2 separate regions of the Homo sapiens genome follow, and region 1 is linked to region 2. Evidence: read pairs that join two places in POLR2A ChIA-PET (ENCODE). Cell type or tissue: CD4-positive, alpha-beta T cell. All regions are shown on one strand. Each heading gives the region's core, and the rest is flanking DNA. Links, peaks and the distances in the headings are about the cores only.

Region 1 (7,573 bases), core at 3,439-5,938, 170 kb before region 2:
AAAGCACATGAACTCATTCTTTTTTTATGGCTGCATAGTATTCCATGGTGTATATGTGCCACATTTTCTTTATCCAGTCTATCATTGATGGACATTTGGGTTGGTTCCAAGTCTTTGCTATTGTGAATAGTGCTGCAGTAAACATATGTGTGCATGTATCTTTATAGTACAATGATTTATAACCATTTGGGTATATACCCAGTAATGGGATTGCTGGGTCAAATGGTATCTCTGGTTCTAGATCCTTGAGGAATTGCCACACTGTCTTCCACAATGGTTGAACTAATTTACACTTCCACCAACAGTGTAAAAGCGTTCTGATTGCTCCACATCCTCTCCAGCATCTGTTGTTTCCTGACTTTTTAATGATTGCCATTCTGACTGGTGTGAGATGGTATTTCATTGTGGTTTTTGTTTGCATTTCTCTAATGACCAGTGATGATGAGCTTTTTTTCATATGTTTGTTGGCTGCATAAATGTCTTCTTTTGAGAAGTGTCTGTTCATATCCTTTGCCCACTTTTTGATGGGGTTGTTTGTTTTTTTCTTGTAAATTTGTTTAAGTTCCTTGTAGATTCTGGATATTAGCCCTTTTTCAGATGGATAGATTGCAAAATTTTCTCCCATTCTGTAGGTTGCCTGTTCACTCTGATGATAGTTTCTTTTGCTGTGCAGAAGCTCTTTAGTTTAATTAGATCCCATTTGTCAATTTTGGCTTTTGTTGCCATTGCTTTTGGTGTTTTAGTCATGAAGTCCTTGCCCATGCCTATGTTCTGAATGGTATTGCCTAGGTTTTCTTCTAGGGTTTTTATGGTTTTAGGTCTAACATTTAAGTCTTTAATCCATCTTGAGTTAATTTTTGTATAAGGCGTAAGGAAGGGGTCCAGTTTCAGCTTTCTACATATGGCTAGCCAGTTTTCCCAACACCATTTATTAAATAGAGACTCCTTTCTCCATTGCTTGTTTTTGCCAGGTTTGTCAAAGATGAGATGGTTGTAGATGTGTGGCATTAGTTCTGAGGCCTCTGCTCTGTTCCATTGGTCTATATATCTGTTTTGGTACCAGTACCATGGTGTTTTGGTTACTGAAGCCTTATAGTATAGTTTGAAGTCAGGTAGTGTGATGCTTCCAGCTTTGTTCTTTTTGCTTAGGATTGTCTTGGCTATATGGGCTCTTTTTTGGATCCATGTGAAATTTAAAGTAGTTTTTTTCTAATTCTGTGAAGAAAGTCAATGGTAGCTTAATGGGGATAGCATTGAATCTATAAATTATTTTGGGCAATATGGCCAGCACTATCATTTTTTAAACCATTTTCCCAAATGCATCATTTCATTCCCTATAAAACCTTAAAATGGTTGGGAGAAAGCAGGGTTTACTGCCCTTAAGCAGTCTGTTGTCCGGTCATGCTTACATAATGGCAGTGAAGTGTTAATTAGGTAACTATACTGTGTTTTATTTTCTTCATTGTAGTGTGTATCATTTTTTCTCCTTTAACTTGAGGGGAAATGTTCAAGTGTTGATTCAGACTCGTACCATCTCATTGCTCTAATACCTCTACCAAGTTCCTTTAAGACAGACCATAGGAACGGAGTGGTGAGCTGGTGGTTGATTTGTGGGTGGTGTCATGAAGTCACACAATGACTCAAAACAGATCACACACCAAGTCAAGGAGAAGCTGGGTCTGGCCCCTGGAGTGAGCTTTCCCCTGCCCTGGAATCCAGGGTATCACTGGCAGAAGGAGTTTTGCAAGAAACGGAAAGGACATTAGACTTGATTTCTAGGAAAAAGCATGATTGGAAAAGTTGCCAGAAAGAAAGGCTTATAAAAACTGCTGAGCATAATAGAAAAGGCTTTTGAAATTTTGTTTTTATCCAGAAGTCTTCATTACATGAAGAAGTTGATTCAAGATAAAAAAATCTTCTCCTGTGATTCTCATATTGCATTTATTCATGCTTACTTATTTCCTAATGTGTTCCAAAAAGGGGTTGCTGCAAGTCCGCTTTTCTACAAAACGGAGAAGGGAGAATTTAAAAAGAGGCAGGCCACTCTCAACCCAGGCAAGGCAGTGGTGAGCTCTGCTGAAGAAATATGCAGATATGACTTCAGAGCTTTGCAGATAACAGCTGAGAAATCACAGAGAGCGACAGGCAGATAAGCAAGTTATGACACAGATAACATTCAAATACCCATTTCTTAAAGAGATTATGCATATTTGAAATAGACGGAGGGATAAATTCCTACAGGAAGAACATATAAGAAATTAACATCATTCTACTTTTTAAAACAGAGCAACTAATTTGTAAGCTGAGGGACATCTGTGGATACAATGTATTGTCATTTCTGCCTGACATTCAGGAATGTGCATTCTGGCTATCTTGGTGGAGAAGAGTGTATAATATATGACTGGATGCTATTGTTGTCAGATGTACCCAGATTTGTTGAAACAAACAACATCCATTCTCAGCCTGTGGGATGGTCTCTGGTTGAGGCAGAGGACTCTGTCCTGGACCTTGACTTTGTCCTGTTCAAGAATTTTATCCTTGACTCATATGAAGAAAGAATATAGAATGAGAACTGTTCGTGGGAAAAGATCTGGGAGCCAAAAGATACAGCAGCTACAGACAATGAGAGTTCAGAGGCAGGCAAGGTCTAGATTGAGTGTAAAGAACTTGCCTGTGTGCTGTTGGGTCTGAGTCTGGAGTCGGTGGCAGACTTACCATTTAAGGAAGACATTGAGAGTCAGGGCTGTGGTCAAAGCAGGTCTTCAAGGTGGTTACAACACTGGAAAGTGAGCATTGCACAAAATTATGGGGTGATTTATGGAAGGGTAGAGAAGAGAGAGTTTTATTCAGATCTTGGAAGATATTTTATATAGAAGTGTGACTGAGTAGTTCTGAGTGGCACCAAAGGCCAGAAATAGTTCTCCAAACCCACTCTTCTTCACTCTTCACTCTCTCAGTTTATAGCAACTCCATTCTAACAGGCCTTCCTCTGAGCATCCTACAAAAAGATCAGCCCATCACTCTTTTTTTCTCCTTACCCATCTCCCTACTGTGTTTTTCTTCATAGCACATGTTAGCACTAAATAACTCTGTGTACTTATTTTTAGGCAGCTTTTGAGAAGCAGTATAAGTTGGTGTATGATGCTAGGCTGTGGAGTCTGACTGCCTGGGTTCAAAGCCTAGTCCTGTTTCTTTCCTGTAACTTTAGGTACGTGTGTTAACCTCTCTGAACTCTATTTCCTCCTCTATGAAACAGGGGATAAGATAATAATTGTATCTACTTTGTAGGGTAGTGCAAGCACTAAATAAATTAATTCTTGCAAAGGACTTAGAAGAATTCCTCCCTAAGTACTCAGTAACCATAACTCAGGTGTTGACGAAGGGGCTGGTGGGTCCTTGATTGGGAGTGAGGTACAGTTTATCTCTGCTTTGGTTGGGATGTTGGACTGTCAAGATGCTCTGTAGTTTCTGAAGAGGGAAATGATCTTATAAAGTGACCAAGGTCATCACTGGGCAAGAAGTGCAACTGAGGAACTATTGAGTCCACTGACCTTATAAGGTGCCAGGTCAGACTCTTCTGGGTTTAAATAACAGAAATAGAATCTGGGGCTTGCAACTCCTTGGGAAGCTGAACAATCAGGCATGACAAGCATGCAGGAATTGTTACAGTAAGTAGCTAGTCAGGTGTGAGCAGGGCAGGAGGTGGATCTGCCTAATAATGTGGGGCAACCATCAGGTGATGATCAGGTGGTTTTCAACTGTCTCTCTAAAATAATAATTGGTCACAGCCAGTGCCAGGGAAAGGCAGTCTCCCTATAGATAGAAAAAACCTGAAACTGGTGATCAGTAGCTTCCTGATAAAATTTCAGGAGTTGGGCGAGTGAGCTCAAGCATGTGCATTAAGAGGCAAAATGGTGGAGTTTAACTTGTATATGACCTTCTGTGGGCATTGCACCGGAATGGGAAGAACGCCTCAAGTGAGCATGTGTAAAGACACTGACGTTCCCCTCCCAAGCACTAGCAGGCCATTACACATGCAGAAAACCCACCCCAAAGGAAGAAGCAGGGAGAAGGGATGCAAGACCCCAGAAGTATGCCAACATATAAAACTCCAAGCCAAAACATCAAATCCCACACTTGTCCTCCAAGACACTCGCTTAGCCCTCTTCCAAGTGTACTTTACTTTCTTTTCATTCCTGCTCTAAAGCTTTTTAATTAACTCTCACTCATGCTCTAAAATTTGCCTCAGTTTCTTCTTCTGCCTTATGTCCCTCAGTCAATTTTTTTCTTCTGAGGAGGCAAGAATTGAGGTTGCTTCAGACTTGTACACATTCGCTGCCGGTAACTCAGATACCCATCACTGAAAACAGAACCGGGTTGGCTCCTGTGGGTCATGAGGCAGGAAACCAAGGTGCTTTTTTTCATAACTCATAGCTTCATTGGACGACTACTCTCTAAGTCACTAGGTTGACTTATGGCTGAAAGAAATCTGTATCTGGCACCATCTGGTGTTTGAAGGAAAGGAAGTGCTGCTGTCAGCATTTGTTCCAACACTTCACCTTATCATGACACTAAGAAAACCTCAAGCTGGCAATGACATCCAAAGGGGTAGAAGCAGTTTTCTAAATGGTACTGGTATCCCTACTGGCATCTCTGGAAGAAAGAGTTCAGTTGGCTCCTGTAGTATGTAGGAGGCAGACTCTCTCTTACCAAGATTCACAAAAATGAGAAATTCTTCCAAATAGAATGTGGGTTTCTGTTATGGTTTGAATACGTCGCTTTCAAAATTCAAGTGGTGCCAATATGACAGTATTAGGCGATGGGAGCCTTTCAGAGGTGATTAGGCCATAAGGGCTCCTCTGTCATTCATGGGATCAAGGCACTTATTAAAGAGGCTTCTGCCAGCATTCAGTTGGCTTGCTAACCTGCTCTTCGGCTCTCTCTTGCCCTCCCACCTTCTGCCATGTGAGGTTGCAGCAAGAAGGTCCTCACCAGACCAAATACCAGGATTTTGATCTTGGACTTTCCAGTCTCCAGAACTGTGAGAAAATAAATTTCTGTTCTTTATAAATTACCAAGTCTCAGGTATTTAGTTTTAGCAGCACAAATGGACTAAGACAGTTAGTTGCTGGCCAGCTGGACAGTGTGGCAGAAGTCCCCTGTGTACTGCCCCACTTCCCCACCACATGAATGCTCATATTCCCATTGAGCTCCAGGTGTTGGGAGGACAGGCTTGCCCTGCAGATCTGGCTCATACTGTGGATTTGCGCTCAGTCCCCATTCAGCAGCTTCTCTTTTTGCTAGTTCTTCAACTCCCAGTTATGCTGGTTGGTGATATGTAATGTGTCACTTTGCTGGCACGAGATTATTTAGTTTTCATGGTAGCCTTAATAATCTTGTGACACCAATTACTGTTCTATAATGGTAAGAAAAATAATGGCTACCATGTTAAAAAATGTATCAGATACCAAGCATGGTACCTGGCTGTTTACATGTGATATTTCTTTTAATCTTCATTTCCTTGAGGAAGATATAATTTTTTCCATTTTGTAAGTGAGGAAACGGAGGTCAGTAATCATTAAGTAACTTTCCCAAGGTCCCAGAGCAAGGAAGAGTAGGAGCTTGGATTTCTAAGCCTTTGTCTGACTCCAGAGCCTGAGCTCTAAACACTGTACTATATTCTCCCATCATGCAGATGGGAAAAAGAAAGGTGAATTTCACCATTACCTTTGTAAAATGCCAATAGTAGATTCCTTAGGCTAGAGCTTGCTCTTCTCTAACTCACTGTAATGTTTACTTTTGAAGTAGAGAAACTCCGTAAGCATGAAACCAATGTAAGCTTGCCCTCCAGCACAGCCACATAGATACGCTCAAACCACACCAGGCAGACATAAGCCACCCAGTCAAGGTGGACTGTGAGAGGGGCAGGTGGCAGTGTCAGCTCTAATATCTTGTCCTGGCCACAGTCTTTCTTTCCCTACCTGGAAGAACATGCAATGCATTGCCCGCTTCCTTTCCCCTGTCTTGCTTGTCTTGGTTTTTCTCTTCTCCTCCCTTTCCCTCTCCCTCTCCTCTTCTCTCTTTTCTTCCCTTTTTTCTTCTCTCTCCCTCTTGCTTTCTTTCCTTTCTAGCTTAACAATATTCCCCACCTTATCCCCTGGAATTTTGCCCAGGTACTTTAGAAGAATCTCCCTCCTTTACTTCCTTTTCTTTTTTCCTCCTTTATCTCTTTTATTTGTTTAGTCCATTTGTAGACCATTTTTTAAATTATCATTGATAAATGCATGAATATTGCCATCAAAACATCAGTGGAAAGGAAAGTTCTATATCTGAGGGTGAAATTAGGCAACTGGTATAGTCAGGATCAAAAATCCTGGGAGTCATTTTAGAAAAGCCAGGTCTGGCGTGGTGCCTCACTCCTGTAAACCCAGCACTTTGGGAGGCTGAAGCGGGTGGGTCATTTGAGGTCAGGAGTTCGAGACCAGCCTGGCCAACACGGTGAAACTGAAAAAAAAAAAAACCAAAAAACAAAAATTAGCTGGGTGTGGTGGTGGGCTCCTGTAATCCTAGCTACTTGGGAGGCTGAGGCAGGAGAATCGTTTGAACCCAGGAGATGGAGAGTGCAGTGAGCTGAGATTGTGCCAGTGTACTCCAGCCTGGGTGACAGCGTGAGACTGTCTCAAATAAAAGAAAAAAAAAAAAGAAAATCCACACAAGTTTTTAGATACATCTGAATACAATTTTAATGAAAACTGCTTTTTTCTCAAGCACTGAAATGAGTAAAAACATTTAGTGATGGGCAGTCGGCTAAGACTGGGAAAGCAGAAAAATAATTAAATAAGAAAAAAATCATGCACTCAAAGAACTCCCTATCTAGTTTTACCCATTATTTAAAATCATCTTTGACATTCATTCCTAGTATCAGAGTTATTTGTCTCTCCCTACTAGGTGACTTTTCTTTCAACTACATTTTGGATGGGAATTTTTGCAGGTGGTTTTGGAACGCAGCCACCTTTTATAAAAACAATTCTATGGGAAAATGCATTTTTAAGTTCACAGAAATGGACTTGGACACGAGTGGAACACAATCCCTTTGTACATGAAGGCTGCTCTGTGAGCTTCATTGGACGACTACTCTCTGTCACTAGGTTGACTTACGGCTGAAAGAAATCTGTATCTGGCACCACCTGGTGTTTGAAGGAAAGGAAGTGCTGCTGTCAGCATTTGTCCCAACCTTTCACCTTATCATGACACTAAGAAAACTCCAAGCTGGCAATGACATCCACAGGGGTAGAAGCAGTTTTCTAAATGGGACTGGTATTTCTACCAGCCATTCAGTTTGATCTTTGGGTTTTAGCTTTATGTCTGTCCTCTTGTTACAGCCCTTCCCTGCCACCTTTCCTGGCTCCTGCCACTCTGTGACACTTTCCTCTACCACGAGTGGGTCACTTTATCCACAGAAATCATGTGGTGGCCTGGGAATGCTGTAGCTGTGGAGTGGCCGGCAGGGGAAGGGAGACGAGGGCCCCTGAGAATCTTGGTTGTGCACTGACAGCAATTGGAGCAGGGTGAA
Region 2 (8,036 bases), core at 2,667-5,166:
TTCTTTCCAGAGCTAATGAGGCATGGATAACCATTCCTTTTACAGTTGCTCTGTCTGACATGGATGGCATCATTGTCTGGCAACTTGATGAAGTATATATTTTGGAGGTGAATGCATGAGATGTGGGTTCTGATGGCCTACCTCAAGTCCTGGCTTTGCCACATAGTTGGATGACTTAGGCCAGTCACTTTATCCTGTCTGCATCTCAGTCTGTTCATGAATACAATGGACACGATCATACCTGCTGTTTTCCCTTACAAGGCTCTTAGGAGGATCAAATAAGGTAAGGGATGTGCAAGTGCCCATAGTGCCAGAGAGTTCTATAGTGTAAGCATCACTAGGCTCTATAGCGTAAGTCAGAGAGCTGACTGGGGTGGGGAGGCAGAGAGCAGGGTGGGGAGATGAGTGGGATTGTCTATCACAGGGTCCTGAGGCCCTCTTGGGGATTCCTGGCAATGAGCTTTCGAGCCAGGGTTGGGAGGGTAGGTGGGAGGTGCGGAGTAGAGGGATGGGGTTGGGGGACTCCTGCCAGGTGGAGAGGCCCCAGATGCAGCCTCAGCTTCCCACAAGATCCCTAGGTGCTATCAGTATGGGAATGCAACTCCTGAGCATCTGGTACCCATTCTCAGAACTTTTGCCTCCTACTTCTAAGGCCACTCTCATGGGATCCTTATTTTTTAAAAAAGAAGAGCAACAGGGAGTAGGACCTCTCTTGTAGACAGAGAAAAACTAGAGCAAAACTCTTAATGTGTTCAGTTGTGCATGACCAAGCATCTCCACAGAGTTTCAAGAGACGGGAGGCTGCATGCCTTATTCCGTGCTGACCCTTCTGTCTATGAATTTCAGCCCACACCGTGGAGTATTTGCATGATGTTCACCTGAGCTTCTCCCTTAGTGGGGGCGAGCATGGGACACTAAGAATGGAAGATGAATGTGTGTCTCTGACTATGTGTCTTTGTATTCCAGAGCCAAAAAATAAATACCCTGCAATGTGCTTGCTTTACGGTGCAAGCTTCCTTTAATTTTTGGTGTCACTCATCAAGTGTTGAGAGTAATAATTATTTATAGTGTTTATAACTGCTTTTGGCATCATGCTGCTTCAATATTCCTGATAGGGGGAAGGGAAGAGTCCTGTGGAGAGGAGGTGGGTATAAGAAAAAACTGGTTAAGGATTTTAGAGCTCGAGGATGGAAGGAACCTTGGAGAACATTTCTTCTCACCTTTTCTCTCTTCTGGTAAGTGGTCCTCCAGACTCTGCCCAAACACATTCAGTGATGCATAATTTACTGCTTCTCAAGTCAACCTGCTTCCTTTCTGGACAATTGCAATGGGATAAAATAATTTATAGAGTTATGCTGAAATATGCTTTCTTCTATTTTCAATTCTTTGGTTTTAGTTATATCCTAAAGGTATTGTCTCTCTAAAAGGATCAACCCTACATGACGCATTCAAGAGACATTGTCATAATAGTCCTACTGTTGCCTATAGGGATTCAATCAGAGTTTCAGGCATGGTAGAACCTGAAATTTCTCTAATAAGCAGTTTTGTAGATACCCTTTATGAGTTATGTTAGAGGAAGTTTCAGTAGAACCTGCAAAATGGTAAGGAAAGGGAATCCCAGATAGCGGTGGGATCTATAAAATTCAGGAATATTTAAAAAATCCTTAAGACAATGTACAAAGGACCCATTTATTGCCCACATATTATGCCAGACACAGTTCTGGCGCTGTGTCTACAGTGGTAAACACAATAGGCAAAGTACCTGCCCTCCTGAAGCATACCTTTAAATGAGCACAAGACCCCAAATCAAATGAGTAAACTAGTCAGTATCGTAAAGCGATAAACACTATGAAGAAAATGAATAAGGCAATGAGATAGACAGCAACTCTGTGTTTATCTGTAATTTTGAAATAGGAAAATATATCAGATTATTTTTCTTTGTGAGTTATTCTTTGGGAATATAGTTATGGAATCTTTCCCTCACCCAGGTGTAATAAAGATATTCTCCTATGTCTTCCTTGTTTCCCTTCCTTCCTTCTTTCCTTCCCTCCTTCCTTCTTTCCCCTTCTGCCTTCCTTTCCTTCCTCTTTCCTTCTTTTCCCTTCCCCCTTCCCTTCTTTTCTTTCTTCTTGCATTTAATGTATCAGAAGTCTATTTTTATACATGGTGTGAGGTAGGAAACTTATTTTATTTTTCTCTGTAAAATAAGCAAAAGCTTCCAGCAATATATTGTGAATAATATACCTTATTCTCATCTGATCATAGTTTATATATACACATACATACACACATATGTATGTGTGTGTATGTAGATGCATAATTTATAAACATGATTCTGAGCTTTCTATTGTTCTCGTTGTTAATCTCTAAATTAACACTACTGTGTTTTTTATTATCACAGCTTTATCTTATGTCTTAATATTTGATAGGGGAAACATTTACTCTTGGTTTTTCTTTTCCTAACTTGTTTTAGCTATCTGTGAATGTCTTTGTGTCATATAAATTTAAAAATTGTATTAGAAAGTTTTGCCCAAAAACTCTGTGGAAATTTTAACTGGAATTGCATTGAATAGTAGATTGATTTGGGGAAAACTGATATCCTTACAATGTTTGTCATCTGGTTCGTAAATATTTGCATCTTTTTTGTCCTTTAATAGAGCCAAATATTTCTTTTATATTAAAGCAATATAAATATATTATGAAGCAGAATGCAAAATCATCACAAATTTTAAGATAAATAATGGAACTTCAAGGGACTGTTACACTTCCAGTGTATTATAACTCCTTGCTACCAAGGCTTTCTTTTCTTTAGGAGAGATCTCTCTCCTCTGCCCTTGAGACTTGGCTGGACAAGTTTTGCCCTTATACATCATCCTGCAAGCAAACTCTCTCCTGAGTGGTTAAGTAGGTGGCTACTGGAGTCAGATCAGTTGTATTCAAATCCCTAATCAACTATTTATTAGCTGTGTAACCCTGGACAAATGCTTTAACCTTCCCAAATTCTTAGTTTTGTCAGTAGCAAAATACAGAATCAAGTAAGATAATGTGTGCCAAACGTTTAGCAGAGTGCTGGAGATGGAATAAGTGCTCAGCAAATGTTAGTGACTATTATAAGCAATTTTAAGCTATACTTGTTATGCTCTAACACATGGGCATGTGACTGTACCTGTCAATAAAAAAACAGAGAAGAAATATTTGCCCTATCAAACATTAAATGAGGTTTCTGAGGCAACTGCAGTCTAAAGCTATTCCTTGTTCTCTTCAAAATGCATAACTATTAAAAAAATCAAATGTGTGAGGTTAATCTCAATAAGCAAAAAACTAAAACAGACTACAAAAGAGTAAAGTTGAGGCATCTGGTAGGAGAGAAGCTTATACAATATTAAGTTTTTAATAGAAAAGAGATAAAAAGCTTTGCAATGGGAATTGTGAATGATTTTGTGGCCTAAGTTATAATATCCAGAATGAAAGTAGAGGCCAAGAGGCTAAGAGAGAAATCCTATAGTTATTACTTAGCAGAGTTTTCACTACTCTTGGCTTGGGGCAAGGGCAGAAGCAACAGGAAGGAAGGGTTGAAGGGTGTTTTATTATAAAGTTAAGCTGCAGTTGGGCAGGAAACCACAATGTCGAAGACATTCTCTTGAAGGAACTGTTAAGGTAACACCAAGAGCAAGTGATAATACTGAAGTCAGTGAAAGGGACTGCCAATGCAGGAGCTACTTCTTGAATTACCTAAAAAGTTGATGTACCACTCCCATTAGGGGGGATCAGGGTCCACAGATATCAGACTTTTAGGATAAATCAACTTTACTGCCACTGGAACTTTGAATAAACATCCAGGGTTAAATAAATTACTAATCAGTAGTAGTTGAAAGAAGAGGAAGACAGTCTATGCCTGGGGAAGTTTCATTTTAATTTTGAAATCAACAGTTATTTTTTAAAACTGTTACAATGTAAGGGCAGGTAATTTGTGTCAAATGGCTGTTTATAAAACTCTTAATGAAATCATATTTTTATCAAAAATGTATAATTATGATGGGTTCTAACAATGTATTATTTATTATTTCTTTCTCTTATCCATACCAGAAAACAGTTTAACTGCAGATCAAATTGCTAATACGATTAGTGCCTAGTGGAAATAATGAAATTGAAAATGTAAAGAATCAGGAGTACATAACCAGTTTCTAGGGGCATGCATTTATGAATTCAAATTATTAAGAAAATAGCATATATATATATATAGTTGATACACTGGATATTATACTAAGTGTTAAACTTTCCACTGAATCATTCCCATTAGTGTACAAACTTGTTATTTTTTCTCTCATGTAAAAATCAAAATAAACAAACAAAACACCATCTCTTGACTACACTTCCACTTCAGCTGTAGTTCTTTTTCTCTGCAAGCTTCTTTTTCTCTCCAAGCCTCTATAGTGATGCTTATGAGACAACTGTCGTCTAAAATTATTCTCTTTAAAGAGTTGTCATTAATTCTTCTCCCAGGCCTTCTCAACCCTTCTTCAAAAGTTTCTGCTCTTACCAATCCACTGACGCTTTTCCCCTTATAGTCATTCTGTGACAGCCATGCTGTTAAATCCAACTATTTTTAAGTTCTAATTTCTGACTTATTTACAGCATTTGGCAAAGTTGCTCACTCTATTCCTGCAAACATCCTCCTGCCTTGATTTCCAGGATACCACACAAGATTGGGTTTCCTCATATCTTTCTGACTTCTTCCCAGTTTTCCTTGCTGGTTCCTCCTCATCTTCCCAATCTGTGTCCAAGGCTCAGTCCTTGAACATTTTATATTTTGATCAACTCTACCTACATGCTTTGCCCATTATCAAGGCTTTAAGTGCCACATATAAGCTAATGACTCCAAAATTAGTATTTCCAGCTTAGACACGTCCTCTGGATTCCTGACCTAGCTATCTGACTACTTGACATTTTCATATGGATGTCTACTAAGCACCTAAACTTAACATGACCAAAACAGAGCCCCTAATATTCTCCCGAAAACCAGCAACTACTGCATTTTCCCACCTCAGTTAATAACAACACATTCTGCTAGCTTTTGAATGTGTTTGCTCTTGCTTCTCTAGTTCTTTTAATTGTGCAGTTAGGGGGTCAATTTTAGATCTTTCCTGCTTTCTCTTGTGGCATTTAGTGTTATAAATTTCCCCCTACACACTGCTTTAAATGTGTCCCAGAGATTCTGGTATGTTGTGTCTTCATTCTCATTGGTTTCAAAGAACATCTTTATTTCTGCCTTCATTTCGATATGTACCCAGTACCCAGTAGTCATTCAGGAGCAGGTTGTTCAGTTTCCATGTAGTCGAGCAGTTTTGAGTGAGTTTCTTAATCCTGAGTTCTAGTTTGACTGCACTGTGGTCTGAGAGACAGTTTGTTATAATTTCTATTCTTCTACATTTGCTGAGGAGTGCTTTACTTCCAACTATGTGGTCAATTTTAGAATAAGTGAGATGTGGTGCTGAGAGGAATGTATATTCTGTTGATTTGGGGTGGAGAGTTCTGTAGATGTCTATTAGGTCTACTTGGTGCAGAGCTGAGTTCAATTCCTGGATATCCTTATTAACTTTCTGTCTCGTTGATCTGTCTAATGTTGACATTAGACTCTATGGAAATTTTAACTGGAATTGCATTGAATAGTGGGGTGTTAAAGTCTCCCATTATTATTGTGTGGGAGTCTAAGTCTCTTTGTAGATCTCTAAGGACTTGCTTTATGAATCTGGGTGCTCCTGGATTGGGGGCATATATATTTAGGATAGTTGGCTCTTCTTGTTGAATTGATCCCTTTACCATTATGTAATGGCCTTCTTTGTCTCTTTTGATCTTTGTTGGTTTAAAGTCTGTTTTATCAGAGACTAGGATTGCAACCCCTGCTTTTTTTTGTTTTCCATTTCCTTGGTAGATCTTCCTCCATCCCTTTATTTTGATCCTATGTGTGTCTCTGCATGTGAGATGGGTCTCCTGAATACAGCACACTGATGGGTCTTGACTCTTTATCCAATTTGTCAGTCTGTGTCTTTTAATTGGAGCATTTAGCTTTGTTCTTTTGGCTTAGGATTGTCTTGGCAATGCGGGCTGTTTTTTGGTTCCATATGAACTTTAAAGTAGTTTTTTCCAATTTTGTGAAGAGAGTCATTGGTAGCTGGATGGGGATGGCATTGAATCTATAAATTTCCTTGGGCAGTATGTCCATTTTCATGATATTGATTCTTCCTATCCATGAGCATGGAATGTTCTTCCATTTGTTTGTGTCCTCTTTTATTTCATTGAGCAGCGGTTTGTAGTTCTCCTTGAAGAGGTCCTTCACATCCCTTGTAAGTTGGATTCCTAGGTATTTTATTCTCTTTGAAGCAATTGTGAATGGGAGTTCACTCATGATTCGGTTCTCTGTTAGTCTGTTATTGGTGTAGAGGAATGCTTGTGATTTTTGCCCATTGATTTTGTATCCTGAGACTTTGCTGAAGTTGCTTATCAGCTTAAGGAGATTTTGGGCTGAGACAATGGGGTTTTCTAGATATACAAGCATGTCATCTGCAAACAGGGACAATTTGACTTCCTCTTTTCCTAATTGAATGCCCTTTATTTCTTTCTCCAGCCTGATTGCCCTGGCCAGAACTTCCAACACTATGTTGAATAGGAGTGGTGAGAGAGGGCATCCCTGTTTTGTGCCAGTTTTCAAAGGGAATGCTTCCAGTTTTTGCCCATTCAGTATGATATTGGCTGTGGGTTTGTCATAAATAGCTCTCATTATTTTGAGATATGTCACATCAATACCTAGTTTATTGAGAGTTTTTAGCATGAAGGGCTGTTGAATTTTGTCAAAGGCCTTACCTATTGAGATAATCATGTGGTTTTTTTCTTTGGTTCTCTTTATATGATGGACTACTTCTATTGATTTGCATATGTTGAACCAGCCTTGCATCCCAGGGATGAAGCCCACCTGATCGTGGTGGATAAGCTTTTTGATGTGCTGCTGGATTTGTTTTGCCAGTATTTTATTGAGGATTTTTGCATCGATGTTCATCAGGGATATTGGTCTAAAATTCTCTTGTTTGTTGTGTCTGTGCCAGGCTTTGGTATCAGGATGATGCTGGCCTCATAAAATGAGTTAGGAAGGATTCCCTCCTTTTCTATTGATTGGAATAGTTTCAGAAAGAGTGGTACCAGCTCCTCTTTGTACCTCTGGTAGAATTTGGCTGTGAATCTGTCTGGTCCTGGACTTTTTTTGGTTGGTAGGCTATTAATTATTGCGTCCATTTCAGAGCCCGTTATTGGTCTATTCAGGGATGCAACTTCTTCCTGGTTTAGTCTTGGGAGGGTGTATGTGTCCAGGAATTTATCCATTTCTCCTAGATTTTCTAGTTTATTTGCATAGAGGTATTTATAGTATTACCTGATGGTAGTTTGCATTTCTGTGGGATCAGTGATGATATCCCTTTTATCATTTTTTATTGCATCTATTTGATTCTTCTCTCTTTTCTTCTTTATTAGTCTTGCTAGCAGTCTATCAATTTTGTTGATCTTTTCAAAAAACCAGCTCCTGAATTTATTGATTTTTTTTTGAAGGGTTATTTGTGTCTCTATCTCCTTCAGATCTGACAAAAAAGAGTCTGCATTGCCAAGACAATCCTAAGCCAAAAGAACAAAGCTGGAGGCATCAGGTAGTTGAAGCTACCTGACTTCAAACTATACTACAAGGCTACAGTAACCTTGTAGTATACTACAGCATGGCACTAGTACCAAAACAGAGATATAGACCAATGGAACAGAACAGAGCCCTCAGAAATAATACCACACATCTACAACCATCTCATCTTTGACAAACCTGAAAAAAACAAGAAGTGGGGAAAGGATTCCCTATTTAATAAATTGTGCTGGGAAAACTGGCTAGCCATATGTAGAAACTGAAGAGGGATCCATTCTTTACACCTTATACAAAAATCAATTCAAGATGGATTAAAGAATTAAATGTTAGACGTAAAACCATAAAAACCCTAGAAGAAAAC

What was found. ChIA-PET counts read pairs that join two places held together with the same protein. Peaks named below come from ENCODE experiments on the same cell type or tissue, not always from the same donor. Only the 100,000 strongest peaks of a DNase experiment are listed, where the experiment ranks them.
Region 1: POLR2A ChIA-PET joins it to region 2 with 5 read pairs; 2 of 35 experiments call an interaction of 5 or more read pairs at or near these places.

What each region holds. Positions count from the first base shown.
Region 1 is chr1:168,358,729-168,366,301 of GRCh38, forward strand. No RefSeq gene overlaps it. Among named protein-coding and RNA genes, the nearest start is that of MIR557, 13 kb to the right of the region's middle. In CD4-positive, alpha-beta T cell, for the core only: no CTCF peak of the experiment used is centred there; a DNase peak (open chromatin) is centred at 4,463.
Region 2 is chr1:168,532,124-168,540,159 of GRCh38, forward strand. No RefSeq gene overlaps it. Among named protein-coding and RNA genes, the nearest start is that of XCL2, 7.9 kb to the right of the region's middle. In CD4-positive, alpha-beta T cell, for the core only: no CTCF peak of the experiment used is centred there; a DNase peak (open chromatin) is centred at 3,608; H3K4me3 peaks cover 672 bases; H3K27ac peaks cover 2,475 bases.